Linked DNA regions of Homo sapiens: region 2 is linked to region 1. Evidence: read pairs that join two places in POLR2A ChIA-PET (ENCODE). Cell type or tissue: MCF 10A. All regions are shown on one strand.

Region 1 (8,000 bases):
TTCGAGGTTACAGTGAGCCATGATTACATCACTGCACTTCAGCCTGGGCAACAGAAGGAGACCCTATTTCAAAAAACAACAACAAAAGACTTATGACAAAAACAAGGCAAGTCTAAAAAACTGTCATAACAGAGAGAAGCCTAAGAAGGCACGATGACTAAATGTAGCATGGTATCCTAGATGGGATCCTGGAACAGAAAAAGGAGATTAGGTAAGAACTAAGAAAATGTGAATAAAATATGAACTTTAGTTAACAAGAAAGTATCAATATTGGTTCAACACTTGTGACAAATGTACCATACTAGTAGTGTAAGATGTTAATAACGGGAGACTGGGTGTGTGTTATATGGAAACTCTGTACTATCTTCACAATTTTTCTGTAAATCTAAAACTATTCTAAATGTTAATCTTTATTAAAAACAAAAAGAAATTCTGAATCACGACACTAAGGTAAGGTCCAATAATTTGCATTTTCTTTTTCTAGAGACGGAGGCTCGCTATGTTGCCCAGGCTGGAGTGCAGTGGCTATTCAGAGGTGTGATCTGTGATTGTGCACTAGATCCTCGAACTCCTGAGCTCAAGCAATCTTCCTGCCTAGCTTCCTGAGTAGCTGGGACTACAGGCACACAGCACCAGACCCAGCCAATAATTTGCATTTCTAATCAGCACTTGTTTCCCAACTCCCTTGCTTCTGATGGATGGCCACAAGCCCATTCCAAAGTCTGCTCCCTACCTGGCCTTCAGTGTAAAGTAGAACAACTGTGAGGACGTCTGGCCACAAAGTTCACTGATTAACACTGTAACAGGTATTTGCAAAGTAGGTCATCGCAGCCTCTGTTCACCTGCGTTTTTAGGGATTAGTCAGAGGAACAGGTAACCCTGTTTCAGATCACCAGCAGGAAAAGGCGTGGTCAAATAGAAAAGCAGATAGCTGGTTTCCATTTGGGGAGTAACACCCATCTTAATGGGTGTCAAAACAGCTTAGTCACTTCTATTTTGTTTATGCTGCTCCCTCTCCAAGTACCACTTCCTTGGGCTCCATCCCAGATAAAAGAAATCAAGTGCCAAAGCACTACCTCACAAAATGAGTTGCTGAAGACTTCCACGATAAATAGGTTGTTCCTGAGCTCCTGTTTCCAATAGACATTTCTCCAATCTTTTTTATTTTTTATTTTTTCTTGAGACAGAGTCTCGCTCTGTCGCCAGGCTGGAGTGCAGTGGCGCGATCTCGGCTCACTGCAAGCTCCGCCTCCCGGGTTCAGGCCATTCTCCTGCCTCAGCCTCCCGAGTAGCTGGGACTAAAGGCGCCCGCCACCATGCCCGTCTAATTTTTATACTTTTAGTAGAGACGGGGTTTCACCATGTTGGCTAGGCTGGTCTCAATCTCTTCACCTCGTGATCTGCCCGCCTCGGCCTCCCAAAGTGCTGGGATTAGAGATGTGAGCCACGGCGCCTGGCCCATTTCTCCAGTCTTGATCCTCAGCAAGTCACATCCCTAATGCTTTGTCTGTTCTCTTATACATATAACATTGGTGCCTCTTGTAGGTGAGAAGACTGTAGCATTGAAGAGGATACAGCACTGTTTAGTTAAGTGATCATAAAGATCTATGCATCACAGACTAATGATCCCTGGTAATTTGTGCAAGTTTATAAAAAACTCAGGATCGGCCGGGCGCAGTGGCTCACGCCTGTAATCCCAGCACTTTGGGAAGCCGAGGCGGGCGGATCACGAGGTCAGGAGATTGAGACCATCCTGGCTAACACGGTGAAACCCCGTCTCTACTAAAAATACAAAAAAAAAAAAAAAAAAAAAAAATTAGCCGGGCGTAGTGGCGGGCGCCTGTAGTCCCAGCTACTGGGGAGGCTGAGGCAGGAGAATGGTGTGAACCCGGGAGGTGGAGCTTGCAGTGAGCCGAATCTGGCCGCTGCATTCCAGCCTGGGCGACACAGCGAGACTCTGTCTCAAAAAAACAAAACAAAACAAAACAAAACACTCAGGATCCAGGAGAGAAAACTGGCAGGGAAAACAGGGTAGATCTCAGATCTGGAAGGACAAAGAATACTGCCGGGAGTTAGGTTCTTTTGACCCTGAAAAACATACAACCACAAATGTCAGGTGATATTATTTTTCATCACGTGGTCATTGCCACATGGGGTGTGTGTATCTCCATGGTTACCTTCCCTTGCCAGAACTATAATGCTTTTTTTCTACCATACTCTTTCTCTAAGGACAGGAAAAGACTTCCTACTTTTTGGTGTTTACACCTATACCATATTTCTTTGTGTTCTCTGCTACTGTGTTGCTCGGTTAACCTACACACAAGGGTCTCTTCATCTTTGCACAGTCCTTCTGTTTGCTTAACCACTTGTGTTATTACTCACAAAGCTTCCCTCCCCTTCATTCTCACTGTTCTGTTCAGAATCTAGAAGTAGAGAACTGATTTCACCATTGATTCACAATGACCTTGAGTGAGATCCATTGCTAATTAGGAACAATCATATCTGTGAAAAGCGTATCCTTCGAACTCAAAAAACAACCACAACAGAAATTTCAGCACCTATTGTGTGCAATGCACTGTGGCAATACAAGAAAATTCCAGCTTCGAAAGAGCACTACACTTTAGCGCCATTAGATCTGGATTCTAATCCTAGACCTGCCACTGACAGATTTTGTTAGCTTGGGCAAGTCGGCCTCCTTGGCCTCAGTTTCTTCTCTGAAGAGTAGTTGGGCACATTGCAACCACCTGCTTCAGCTGGCACAAGATCCACAGTTTTACCAGTGAAAGTTCTGTGCCATGTGAAACTTCTCAGTACCAGGTAAGCCACATGGTCAGACCCCCCACTGGACAGGCTATCTGAGATCCTTTCTGGCTCTGATTCTTTTGGGTCTATGCTTCAGGTTCTACTCAAGGCATGCTGTGTATGCTCTCGGAGAGTGTGGACTGAGTCACAGGGAGGGAGTGGAGTGGCTGTATGCAAAGAAGCTGGAGGCATCCTGCCTCCTGACCTGTGACTCACATGGGATGCTGCAGGACCTCATTCCTAACATCTCACAGGAAGAGATCAGCTGAGAATGGTACATTCAGGCAGGAGACATTCTTGGGTTTTCCAGTGTAAAAGACATTTAAAAACAATTGACTAATGAGAGGAATGTGTAGCAAATGTTGAAGCTGCCAGTATTCTTGCAAGTGAGCCAATGACCTTTTAAGCTACATCTACAACTGACTAGTTTCTTGGCCATCATCCCAATGAAGGCTCCTTTCCCAGTTTAGACTGTATTGAGATCTGGCTTGGCAGTAAGACTTTTAGCATCCTCAGATACAGATTTATTTCAGCATGAAATCACATTAAATCAGCTTTCTAATAAAGGCCTCAAAAAACAAAAAACATTGCTGGGTGTGGTGGCTCATGCCTGTAATCCCGACATTTTGGGAGGCCGAGGCAGGTAGATCACCTGAGGTCAGGAGTTCCAGACCAACCTAAAACCCCACCTCTACTAAAAAAAAAACCCGCAAAAATTAGCCGGGCATGGTGGCACGCACCTGTAATTTCAGCTACTTGGGAGGCTGAGGCAGGAGAATCGCTTGAACCTAGGAGGCAGAAGTTGCAGTGAGCCGAGATCACACCATTGCACTCCAGCCTGGGTGACTGAGCAAGACTCCATCTCAAAAAAAAAAAAAAAAAAAAGACAGAGTGAGTGACTGTCATGGCTGGTGTTGACAATGAATCTGTTGTCCTATTTTTATGACTTTCAAGAAAAGGATCCTAGGATGACTTGGATCAAGTGGGAGACAGCTTGACACAAGGTCTTGAGCAGATCTGCAAGGGAGTGCAGTTGCTGCCAGCTGACCCAGAACTGACTCTGCAAGAGATGCAGTTTGTCACAGATTTCTGTTTAATTTAGAGGCAAACTTCATAATCACCTTGTACATTTTCTGTGTGACTGGTTTCATTTTGGCTTTATGCTTAAGTCAACTCATTTCAATCTCACCTCCTAGAATAATTTTGGCCCAATTGACTTCTCCTCAGTCATTCCTTCTTAAGCAGCTGGATCCAAAACACAGCCCAAATCATTGTTGAGAGGAGATAGAGTGTTCATGGACGGAGTCGAAAGAGCTGGATGAACACAAGCTATTTAAGGAATTAAGGAACAAATCAAGGAACTTCTCCAATTCAGCAAATTAAGAAGACAGCAGTTATTCAAGGGCTACAGCACAAATCAAGTTCAACTGGTTTAAGAAGTATTGTGTCAAATACTAACAATTTCCCCAACCGAATTTACTCCTAACCCTTTTCTGCTAGCTCAACTTTAGTACAACCTGAGAATATTAGCAAAGGAAACTTAGCCAAAAGCTCATGAGTTAATTATCTGGAGACTAATTATGACTCAAATGAAAATTCCTGTTTACATATAACCAAGATCTAGTCACATGAATATCTACAGAAGATATTTTTGGTGCTGCATGGTCACCATGGGAGAGACACCCTAAATAAGAAGGCTCTAGGCACGTGACTTGAAATTCTTTCAGTTGAAGGGTATTACATGTTACCTAATGGACTGTGAAGAAATTTAAAAATGTCGTTTGCTTTGTGCACCCAGGCAGGCAGCCAAGATTCTCATAATAGGCAAGATTGAGCCACCTGCCCTATCCCCTGGCCTTTGAATTTGTTAAGTCCTCATTCATGGGGCAGGGGGGAGACTTTGACTTCTTTAAATCCTTCCTGAGACAGTTTCTGACTAAAGGTCAGATGACACCAAAGAGATCCAATCAAAGCTGTCAATCAGAATCACCAAACTCTTGGTTGGGCTTGCCCTGTGCGAGCCAGCCAGCAGTGCTGCCCACACAAGACCCATTCTCTGGGCACCCACTGTGTGCTGGGGACCATCAGCTCTGACCCTGAACAAACCCCTCCCCACTGTTTTTTCCTGTAAGACAAGATGGAGAGTTTGTAGATGTAGTGAGTTCATGTGAAAGGCTTGCTTTTGTCAGGGATGGTCTTGTGTTTTGTGTTTCATTTTACTCTTCCTCTCATCTCCCCACCACCCCCACTTTTTTGTTGTTAATTAGTGTGGGGGTTTTTTTGTTTTTGTTTTTGTTTTTGAGACAGGGCTTGCTCTGGCGCCTAGGCTGGAGTGCAGTGGCGTGATCATAGCTCACTGCAGCTTGAACTCCTGGGCTCAAGCGATCCTCCTGCCTCAGCTTCCTGAGTAGCTGGTACTACAGGCACAAGCCCCCATGCCTGGCTAATTTCTTGTGTGTTTTGTAGATACAGGATCTCACTATGTTGTTCCAATTGGTCTCAACCTCCTGGGCTCGAGTTGTGTTTTAATGGTAAAGCTAGGTATTTTAAACCGATCCTGGTCCTCAGGGGTTCTGTTTGCTATCTCATTCTAGTTCTCTGAAAGCAGGAATTTTTGTTTCCTTAAGTTATTCATCCTGATATTAATTTGCACCCCCTACTTTGTTCCACTCTAAATCTAATGAAAATCTAAGGCACCATTCTGTAGAGAGAAAAAAAAATAAGATTCAAGGTTATGCCGACTAGGGGCAAGGAAGTCGGGATCTATCCAGACTAGAAAAATGGCATTTGCACAGAGTGTATGGGACCCACACATTCTAGGACATGTCATGTGGAATTTCTGTTGCCACCAAAAACCTTAGAGCGCCAGTTCAAGAAGAGGAAAGATGTCCCCACTTAAGCTTCCATTGTGGGCAGCATAGCATTGCATTTCACCTACATGATAAACAATAAAACGTTTATCCTCTATAGGGAGAAGAAATGGAAATTACACAACCAAAAAAATGACAGGCCATGCATGGTGGCTCATGCCTGTAATCCCAGCACTTTGGGAGGCTGAGGCAGGAACATCACTTGAGGCCAGACTGAACAACATAGTGAGACCTCATCTCTACAAAAAAAAATTTTTTTATTAGCTGGATGTGGTGGTGGTCCTAGCTACTTGGGAGGCTGAGGTGGGAGGATCACTTGAGCTTGGGAGGTAAAGACTGCAGTGAGCCATGACTGTGCCGCTGCACTCCAGCCTGGGGTGACAGAAATAGACCCAATTTCAAAACAAAAACCCAGTTGACACATACACACACACACACACACACACACGCACACACACACACACACATACACACAAAATGGCAAAAGCCCGCAATAATTGTTTCCCTTTGTATGCTTTTTACCACTTTACCAATCATCTTTGAAGACCTTTTTTTTTTTTTTCTGTCACATGGGAAGGAGACAGGGTCTCATTTTGTTGCCCAGGCTGGAGTGCAATGGTGCAATCTCAGCTCACTGCAACTGCCACCTCCTGGGCTCAAGCGATCCTCTCACCTCATCCTCTTGAGTAGCTGGGACTATAGGCATGTGCCACCATGCTCGGTTAATGTTTTAATTTTTCGTAGAGACAAGGTCTCACTGTATTGTCCAGGCTGGTCTTGATCTTCTGGGCTGAAGTGATCCTCTGGCCTCGGCCTCCCAAAGTGCTGGAATTGCAAGCGTGAGCCACTATGCCCAGTTTCAAAGAACTTATATGTCCTAATCTGTGTTGCCATAAAGGAATATCTGAGGCTAGGTACTTATTTTTAAAAAGAGGTTTATTTTGTTCACAGTTCTGTAGGCTGTACAAGAAGCACGGTGCCAGCATCTGCCTCTGGTGAGGGCCTCAGGCAGAAGTCAAGGGGGAGCTTTTGCAATAACTAATAGAGTGAGAACTCAGTCATTACCATGAGGACAGCAGTAAGCCATTCATGAGGGATCCACTCCATGACCCAAACACCTCCCACTAAGCCCCACCCACCACTATCACTGGGATCAAATTGCACATGAGGTACGGAGGGTCAAATATCCAAAATACAGTATTATAGTACATATGGATCTGATAACGATAACATTTTCCTTTATTATAGCACTGTTAAATTATAGTGATATGTTTCCAATCTTTAAAAGAATGTGTCTACAAAGTTGGTATAAAATCTTTAGCAAACTGAAGAACCTCCATCCTACTCTAAGTTTGCTGAGAGTTCTTGCTTTTTTTTTTTTTTTTGAGACGGAGTCTCACTCTGTCACGCAGGCTGGAGTGCAGTGCCACGATCTCAGCTCACTGCAACGTTTGCCTCTCAGGTTCAAGCGATTCTCCTGCCTCAGCCTCCTGAGTAGCTGGGATTACAGGCCCATGCCACCATGTCTGGCTAATTTTTCTATTTTTCTTTAGTAGAGTTGGGGTTTCGGACAGGTGCGGTGGCTTATGCCTGTAATCCCAGCACTTTGGGAGGCTGAGGTAGGCAGACCGTGAGATCAGGAGTTCGAGATCAGCCTGACCAACAAGGTGAAACCCCATCTCTACTAAAAATACAAAAATTAGCCGAGTGTGGTGGTACATTCCTGTAATCCCAGCTACTCAGGAGGCTGAGACAGGAGAATCTCTTGAACCCAGGAGGCAGAGGTTGCAGTGAGCCAAGATTGCGCCACTTTACTCCAGCCTGGGTGACAGAGCAAGACTCTATCTCAAAAAAAAAAAAAAAAGAAAAAATAGAAATGGGGTTTCACCATGTTGGCCAGGCTGGTCTTGAACTCCCAACCTCAGGTAATCCGCCCACCTCGGCCTCCCAAAGTGCTGGGATTACAGGCTTGAGCCACCACACCCAGCCTCTGAATTTCTTTAATACTTAGCTTTAATTCATTAATTTTTTTGAAAACCTGCAACAAAAAGTTGTGATTTTATTTTATTTTATTAATTTATTTATTTTTTCCAGACAAGGTCTGGTTTTATTGTCCAAGCTGGAGTAAAGTGGCATGATCTCAGCTCACTGCAACCTCCACCTCCCAGGCTGAGGCCATCCTCCCACCTCAGTCTCCCGTAGTAGCTGGGACCACAAGCATGTGCCACCACCTCTGGCTAATTTTTGTATTTTTTTGTAGAGACAGGGTTTCGCCATGTTACCCAGGCTGGTCTCTAACTCAAGAGCTCAAGCAGTCCACCCACCTCA
Region 2 (8,000 bases), 110 kb after region 1:
TTTTTTCTTTTTTTTTGAGACGGGGTGTTGCTGTGTCACCCAGACTGGAGTGCATAGTATGATCACAGCTCACTGCAACCTTGAATTCCATGGCACAGTGTATCCTCTTGCCTCAGCCTCTTGAGTAGCTAGAACTGCAGGCACACACCACCAGGTCCAGCTAATTTTTATTTTTAGAGATAGTTTTGCTTTGCTGCCCAAGGCTGGTCTTGAACTCCCGGGCTTAAGCAGTTCCCCTGCCTTGACCTCCCAAACTGCGGGATTACAGGCGTGAGCCACTATGCCTGGCTTACTTTAGAAACCTATTTGCATTAGCCAAATGTGTCCTTTTAAATTTATTTTATGTAAAAAACATAAAACTACTACATAACAGAAACAATATTACCTGCAGCCACAAATGTCTCAGAATAGAAACTTTTAATCTAAAAAAATTTGCCAGCAGGTGGGTATTTGTTAGCAAATATGACAAAGGGATACTGTCTTTATTATATACAAAGGGTATTTACAAATTGATCGTAAAAATTTCAGAGCCATTTGAGTAAATTAGTCAATGAAATTAAGGCACAGTGTTCAAGAGGAAACACGGCAAAAAATTAATATGGAAAAATGTATTTCCTAGCTGGGTGTGTTAGCTCATGCATGTAATCCCAGCACTTTGGGAGGCTGAGGTGGGAGGATTGCTTGAGTCCAGGAGTTTGAGACCAGCCTGGGCAACTAGTGAAACCCTGTCTCTACAAAACACACAAAAATTAGCTGAGTATGGTGGCGCATACCTGTAGTCCTGGCTACTCGAGAGGCTGAGGTGGGAGGATTGTTTGAGCCTGGGCGGTCGAGGCTGCAGTGAGCTGAGATTGTGCTGCTGCACTCCAGTCTAGATGACAAAGTGAGATGCTGTCTCAAAAAAAAAAAGTATTTCCTTACTAGTAAAAAGCAAAACATTTTAGAAATAAGTAAAATTTGGTATCATTTTTACCTATTAGACAGTTAAGAAACTTAAAAAATGAGAATTTTTTTTAAGTAAAAAGGAATATTGTAGATATTCATATTTAGTGATAATTTAAGGTGTTAACAACCTTTTTTGAATCAGTTTGCCAATATGAATGCAGTACTCATACACATTCAATACTTAATGAAAGTGTTTAGGCTGTTAGATCCAAGAATCCCTCTGTACTGAAGGAATATGAAGAAACTGTTTACACAAAAATAAATAGTGCTATTTTTAATAGAAAAGACTGTAAACTAAATGTTCAAAATTTATATAATAGTGTTAAACAGGAAAATTTTATGTTGTGAGTATTATGTATCATCTAATTAAGAGATAGAATTTGAATACAGGCTCTGTAATTTATTAGCTTGGTGATCTTAGTAGACTGACTTAACTATCGCTCAGTATCTTCACTTGTAAATTTGAGATAATAAAACCCACCTCATAGGTTTTGTTGTGTGGGTTAAATGAATTATGTTTTTAAAGTACATAAAAAGGTTACTGCTCATGATGGCTCAGTATACGAGAGAGAGATAGATAAATAACATATAAACATTCTAATACATTGTTAATTGAAATAAGTCATGATATAAAACTAATAGTTAAATTCTGGTATTTACAGTGGAATATAAATAAAAACTGGGGCCAGTAATAAAAACCGGCGCCAGGCACAGTGACTCATGGCTGTAATCCCAGCACTTCGGGAGGCCGAGTAGGGTGGATCTCCTGAGCACAGGATTTCGAGACCAGCCTGGGCAACGTGGTAAAACCCTGTCTCTACAAAAAATAGAAAAATTAGCTGGGCACGGTGGCAGGAGCCTGTAGTCCGAGCTATTTGGGAGGCTGAGGCACGAGAATCACTTGAACCTGGGAGTCGGAGGTTGCAGTGAGTCAAAATCCTGCCACGCACTCCAGCCTGGGGGACAGAGCAAGACCCTGTCTCAAAAAAAAAAAAAAAATTATGGCCAGGTGCGGTGGCTCACGCCTGTAATCCCAGCGCTTTGGAGGCTGAGGCAGGCAGATCACCTGAGGTCAGGAGTTCAAGATCAGCCTGGCCAACATGATGAAACTCCGTCTCTACTAAAACTACAAAAATTAGCTGGGTGTGGTGGTGCACACCTGTAATCACAACTACTCTGGAGACTGAGACAGGAGAATCACTTGAACCCAGGAGGTGGAGGTTGCAGTGAGCCGAGATCACACCACTGCACTCCAGCCTGGGTGACAGAGCGAGTCTCTGTCCCAAAAAAAATAAATAAATTAAATTAAATTAAAAACAACAAAACAAAAACTGGAAAGAACCAATCCTGTTAGAACAGTTTGTCCTCTGTCCACCTATCATTTTCTGTACTGTACTTGAATTTGTAATAAAGCATATTCCTTCATTAAAGAAATATAATGTTATAACTTCAGCTAGAGAGAGTTATAAAATATGTAGAGACCCTATGCTGTAGAAATACAGCTGTGTCACATGCCTCTCTAGGACATCAGTTGAAAATTTTGCCTCTTTATCCTTCTATCATTCACCTCAAGGGTAATGATATCTGCAGCTTAGTGCCTAGAACATTGTTAGATACTTAGAAAATATTTGTTAAATGAATTGATTATTGGCTCTTACATAATAGACAAGCCTTTTTTTTGTTTGTTTGTTTTTGTTTAAGACAGAGTCTGGCTCTGTCGTCCAGGCTGGAGTGCAGTGGCACGATCTTGGCCTGCTGCAACCTCTGCCTCTAGGGTTCAAGCAATTCTTCTGTCTCAGCCTCCTGAGTAGCTGGGACTACAGATGCCCACCACCATGCCCGGCTAATTTTTGTATTTTTAGTAGAGACGGGGTTTCACCATATTGGTCAGGCTGGTCTCGAACTCCTGACCTCAGGTGATCCACCTGCCTCAGCCTCCCAAAGTGCTGGGATTACAGGTGTGAACCACCTCACCCAGCCAAGCCTCATCTTATTAGTAGTTTATTATCATTTAAATGTATGTGAATATGTGTTTTTTATTTTAAAAGATCAGGTTACATGTTATAAAGTTGAGGTTAATTTGGCCGGGCGTGGTGGCTCACGCCTGTAATCCCAGCACTCTGGGAGGCAGAGGCAGGCGGATCACGAGGTCAGGAGATCAAGACCATCTTGGCTAACACAGTGAAACCCCATCTTTACTAAAAATACAAAAAATACAAAAAGCTGAGCGTGGCGGTGTGCGCCTGTAGTCCCAGCTACTCGGGAGGCTGAGGCAGGAGAATGGCGTGAACCCGGGAGGCGGAGGTTGCAGTGAGCCGAGATTGTGCCACTACACTCCAGCCGAGACAACAGAGCGAGACTCTGTCTCCAAAAAAAAAAAAAAAAAAAAAAAATTGAGGTTAATTTATGTGACTTTATTGAGTGTCTGCTACGGTCTAAGCAAAGCAGTAAGTGAATAAAAGGGAAAGGAGGCATACTAATTTGTTAATGATGGGAATATTTTGGGGGCATGGGATTATTAGGATCTCTTATTTTCATTTATATGAGTCCATAGTTGCAGTGAACGTGGATTTTAAATTTGATGAAGGACAAATTAAATCAAAATTTTGTTTTTCATATAAATTACCTAGTATCTTAAGTTCTTAGAGCATTGTATTTTGGATTATAGGAAATTTTAGGTATAATTTGTATCATTTCTTTTCTTTTTTTAATTTTATTTTGTGTTTTGAGATGGAGTCTCCTTCAGTCTCCCAGGATGGAGTACAGTGGCACCATCTCCTAGGTTCAAGTGATTATTCCGCCTCAGGCTCCTGAGTAGCTGAGATTACAGGTGCCTGCCACCACGTCTAGCTAGTTTTTGTATTTTTAGTAGAGACGGGGTTTCTCCATGTTGGCCAAGCTAGTCTTGAACTCCTGACCTCAAGCGATCCGCCTCCCTCAGCCTCCCAAAATGCAGGGATTACACGCGTGAGCCGCTGCACTGGGCCCCATTTATTTTCTTAGTAGTTGTAGTACTTTTTACTTGATTTTCTAAAATTATCATGACATGTTAACATTCATGCTAGTAAAGTGTAGAATATAGAATAGAAAAGTGCATTTAAGAAAATTATAAGTCATTTTTGGTGAGCTCAATATATTTATAATAGAAAATAAATGGAATTATTTCAAAAATGAACATATAGTGCTGAGTCCCAATTTTTTGTATTTTTTTATTAAGTGTATTTTTTTAGCAGAGTGTATAAAATGTAACATTGGATATTTTACTGTTCATTAATGCATGCATTTTGATTTATTTTAACTTCATTTGGCTTCATATAATTCTATTTTTACTTTTCAAGGAAAGCAAGTCTTGCTCTAATTCGAAAAATGATTCATTTTTGCTCTGAAGCACTGTTAAAAGAAGTTTGTGATTCTGATGTTGGTCACAATTTGCCTACAATACTAGTGGAAATCACTGCAACTGTCCTGGATCAAGAGGTCCGTTTCTTTTTCAAAACTCTTTAGCATTAATTTCCTTTAGCTAGTAGTCTGAAATAAAATTTTTGTTTTAATTTCAGTAAATCATGTTGTGCAAATTACTGCATTTCTCTACTCCTGGCAACTAAACTTATTTTTATTTTTTATTTTTCAGGATGATGATGATGGCCACTTGCTGGCTTTGCAGATCATAAGGGATTTAGTAGATAAAGGTGGTGATATATTTTTGGATCAGCTAGCCAGACTTGGTGTAATTAGCAAAGTGTCAACGTTGGCAGGTCCTTCCTCTGATGATGAGAATGAAGAGGAATCAAAACCAGAAAAAGTGAGTGGTCTTAATTATAGAGGTATCAGGAAGAGTTTTTTTTTTTTTTTTGAGGAAAATCTAGTTTCAATTTTTGATGGTTTTTGACAGGATAATGACAATATGAAATAATTCTGTATATTTTTTAAATTGGTCAATTTTCTTTTAAAACATTTTGATCAACAATTTTAAACATATAGAAATGTTGCAAATATAGTTAAAGAATATCAGAATACTCTCTATCCAAATTCACTAGTTATTAACATTTTGCCCCATTTCCTTTAACATTTTTTCAGACACATGTATCTGTTTGTGTGTGTGTGTGTGTGTGTGTGTGTGTGTGTACTTTTTTTTTGAGATGGAGTTTCGCTCTTGTTGTCCAGGCTGGAGTGCAATGTTGTGATCTCAGCTCACTGCAACCTTCACCTCCCTGGCTAATTTTGTATTTTTAGTAGAGACGGGGTTTCTCCATGTTGGTCAGGCTGGTCTCAAACTCCTGACCTCAGGTAATCTGCCTGCCCTGACCTCCCAAAGGCTGAGGTTGCAGTGAGCCGAGATCGCACCACCGCATTCCAGCCTGGGCGACAGAGTGAGACTCCAGCTTTTTTTTTTTTGAGACAGAGTCTCGCTCTGTCACCCAGGCTGGAGTGCAGTGGCGCGATCTCGGCTCACTGCCAGCTCCGCCTCCTGGGTTCACGCCATTCTCCTGCCTCAGCCTCCCCAGTAGCTGGGACTGCAGACGCCTGCCACCATGCCTGGCTAATTTTTTGTACTTTTAATAGAGACAGGGTTTCACCATGCTAGCCAGGATGGTCTCGATCTCCTGACCTCGTGATCCGCCCGCCTCTGCCTCCCAGAGTGCTGGGATTACAGGCGTGAGCCACCGCACCCGGCCTGAGACTCCATCTTAAAAAAAAAAAAATTGATGGTAAGGTGAATACAGAGTTTTACCTTTTAACCTAAATATTTCACCAGAAAAAAGCCAGGACATAGTTGTAGTATAATTATCAAAATCGTACTAATCAGAAAATTTAATATTTATGTAACACTAATATATTCTCTGGAGACATATTTAGATTTTGCCATTGTCTTTAATGTCCTTCATAGTAATTTTTTTTTCTGGTCCACAATGAAATCCAGGAGCACACATTACATTGCTTATCATATTCCTGAGAACCTGCGATAGTTTGTCCTGAGAACCTACAGCAGTCTGTCAGCCTTCCTTTTATTTTCATAGCTTTGGTGTTTATGAAGAGAATAGAACAGTTAATTTGAACAAAGAGCCTAACTTTGTGTCATGTTTCTTTGTGATTAAATTCAGCTTATGTGTTTTAGCAAAAGTCCTATAGAGGTGATACTATGCTCTTCTAGGTGCATAATGTTCCTTCTTGGAGGCACATTTGTGTCTGTTTACCCTGTTGGTTATGATAACTTGGATCACTTGCTTAAGTTTTTCTCTTCCAGGTTTCTCTACTGTAAAGTTGTAAAGTTGCTCTTTTCCTTTTTTTTTTTTTTTGAGACGGTATCTTGCTCTGTTGCTGAGGCTGGAGTGCAATGGCATGATCTCGGCTCACCGCCCCCTCCACCTTCTGGGTTAAAGCGACTCTCATGCCTCAGCCTCCGGCGTAGCTGGGATTACAGGCACGTACCACCACGCCCAGCTAATTTTTGAATTTTTAGTAGAGACAGGGTTTCATCATATTGGCCAGGCCAGTCTCGAACTTCTGACCTAGGTGATCCACCCACCTCGGCCTCCCAAACTGTCGGTATTACAGGCGTGAGTCACTGCTCCTGGCCTCTTTTTCCTTTTGTAATAAGTAATTTGTAGGGACATAATTCCAGACTGTGTAAATATGCTGTTCCTCAGTAAATTTAACCCACCAATTTCTGTATTCATTGGTAACTCTTGCCTTAGACTGCAAATTTAAATATACCTTTTCTGTGTCTAGTGGTTCCCAGCAAGATTTATTTCTAATATTTAGTGAATGCTTACTGTGTGTTAATAACAGGGTAGTAATATTTTTGAAAAAAATGGTGGTATATGAGTTAATAATTGTAGAATCCCGAGGGTGGTGAAAGAGAGAGTGTGTATGTGTTACCCAAATCTGTTTAATCGTCAGAATTACTGGGGGATTTAAGGAAAAACAAAACAAAAATATTATCCGAGTTTATTTTCTGGAACTCTCTCTCTCAAGAAATAGGTTACAGCAATCCCAACCAAGATCCCAGCAGTCTTTTTGTAGAAATTGACAAGGAGATTCTAGGCTGAGTGCAGTGGCTCATGCCTGTAATCCCAGCACTTTGGGAGGCCGAGGCAGGGAGATCACCTGAGATCAGAAGTTCGAAACCAGCCTGGCCAACATTGTGAAACCCCATCTCTACAAAAAATACAAAAATGAGCCAGGCATGGTAGCACTTGGCTGTCGTCCCAGCTACTCCGGAGGCTGAGGCAGGAGAATCACTTGAACCTGGGAGGCGGAGGTTGCAGTGAGCTGAGATCGCGCCACTGTACTCCAGCCTGGGCGACAGAGCAAGACTCCATCTCAAAAAAAGAAAAAAAAAATTAGCTGGGCGTGGTGGCACACACCTGTAATCCCAGCTACTTGGGAGGGTGAGACAGGAGAATTGCTTGAACCTGGGAGGCAGAGGTTGCAGTGAGCCGAGATCGGATCGTGCCATTGCACTCCAGTCTGGTTGACAGAACAGAACTCCATCTCAAAAAAAAAAAAAACAAGGAGAGTCTAACATTTGTATATAAATGTAATAGCCAAAGCAACCTGGAAAAGGAGCAGCGTAGAAGGATATACATCAATTTCAACTCTTTTATAAAACTTTGGTAATCAAGAAAGTGTGACAATAGTGTAAAGATAGATGAATGACCCACTACACATATGGCCAATTGATTTTCAACAAAAGTGCTAAGACCACCAAGAAAGGATGATCTTTTCAAAAAATGAACAAGCCAATAGCATATGCAAAATAATTAAACCTCAACCCTTACCACATATATATATATTTGTATCATTTCTTTTTTTGTTTTGTTTTTTGAGATTGAGTCTCCCTTAGTCTCAACCCTTACTACCCATGTATATATATAGCATTATATATATACATTATATATATACATGGTTAGGGTCCCATATACAAAAATTAACAAAATGAACCATAGACTAAAATGTATACACTAAAATTATGACACTTCTAGAGGAAAAGAGAAAATCTTAGTGACCTTGGACTTGGGAAAGATTTTGTAAATTAAACTTCAAAAGGTTAT

What was found. ChIA-PET counts read pairs that join two places held together with the same protein. Peaks named below come from ENCODE experiments on the same cell type or tissue, not always from the same donor. Only the 100,000 strongest peaks of a DNase experiment are listed, where the experiment ranks them.
Region 2: POLR2A ChIA-PET joins it to region 1 with 5 read pairs; 2 of 35 experiments call an interaction of 5 or more read pairs at or near these places.

Annotation. Positions count from the first base shown.
Region 1 is chr14:31,258,794-31,266,793 of GRCh38, reverse strand. No RefSeq gene overlaps it. Among named protein-coding and RNA genes, the nearest start is that of HECTD1, 55 kb to the right of the region's middle. RefSeq lists a silencer at 817-1,111. In MCF 10A, no CTCF peak of the experiment used is centred here; DNase peaks (open chromatin) are centred at 3,003 and 4,593.
Region 2 is chr14:31,153,587-31,161,586 of GRCh38, reverse strand. It overlaps HECTD1 (HECT domain E3 ubiquitin protein ligase 1), which reads left to right. Exons shown (of 43, transcript NM_015382.4): 11 at 4,284-4,422; 12 at 4,577-4,747. Among named protein-coding and RNA genes, the nearest start is that of HECTD1, 50 kb to the left of the region's middle. In MCF 10A, no CTCF peak of the experiment used is centred here; a DNase peak (open chromatin) is centred at 1,686.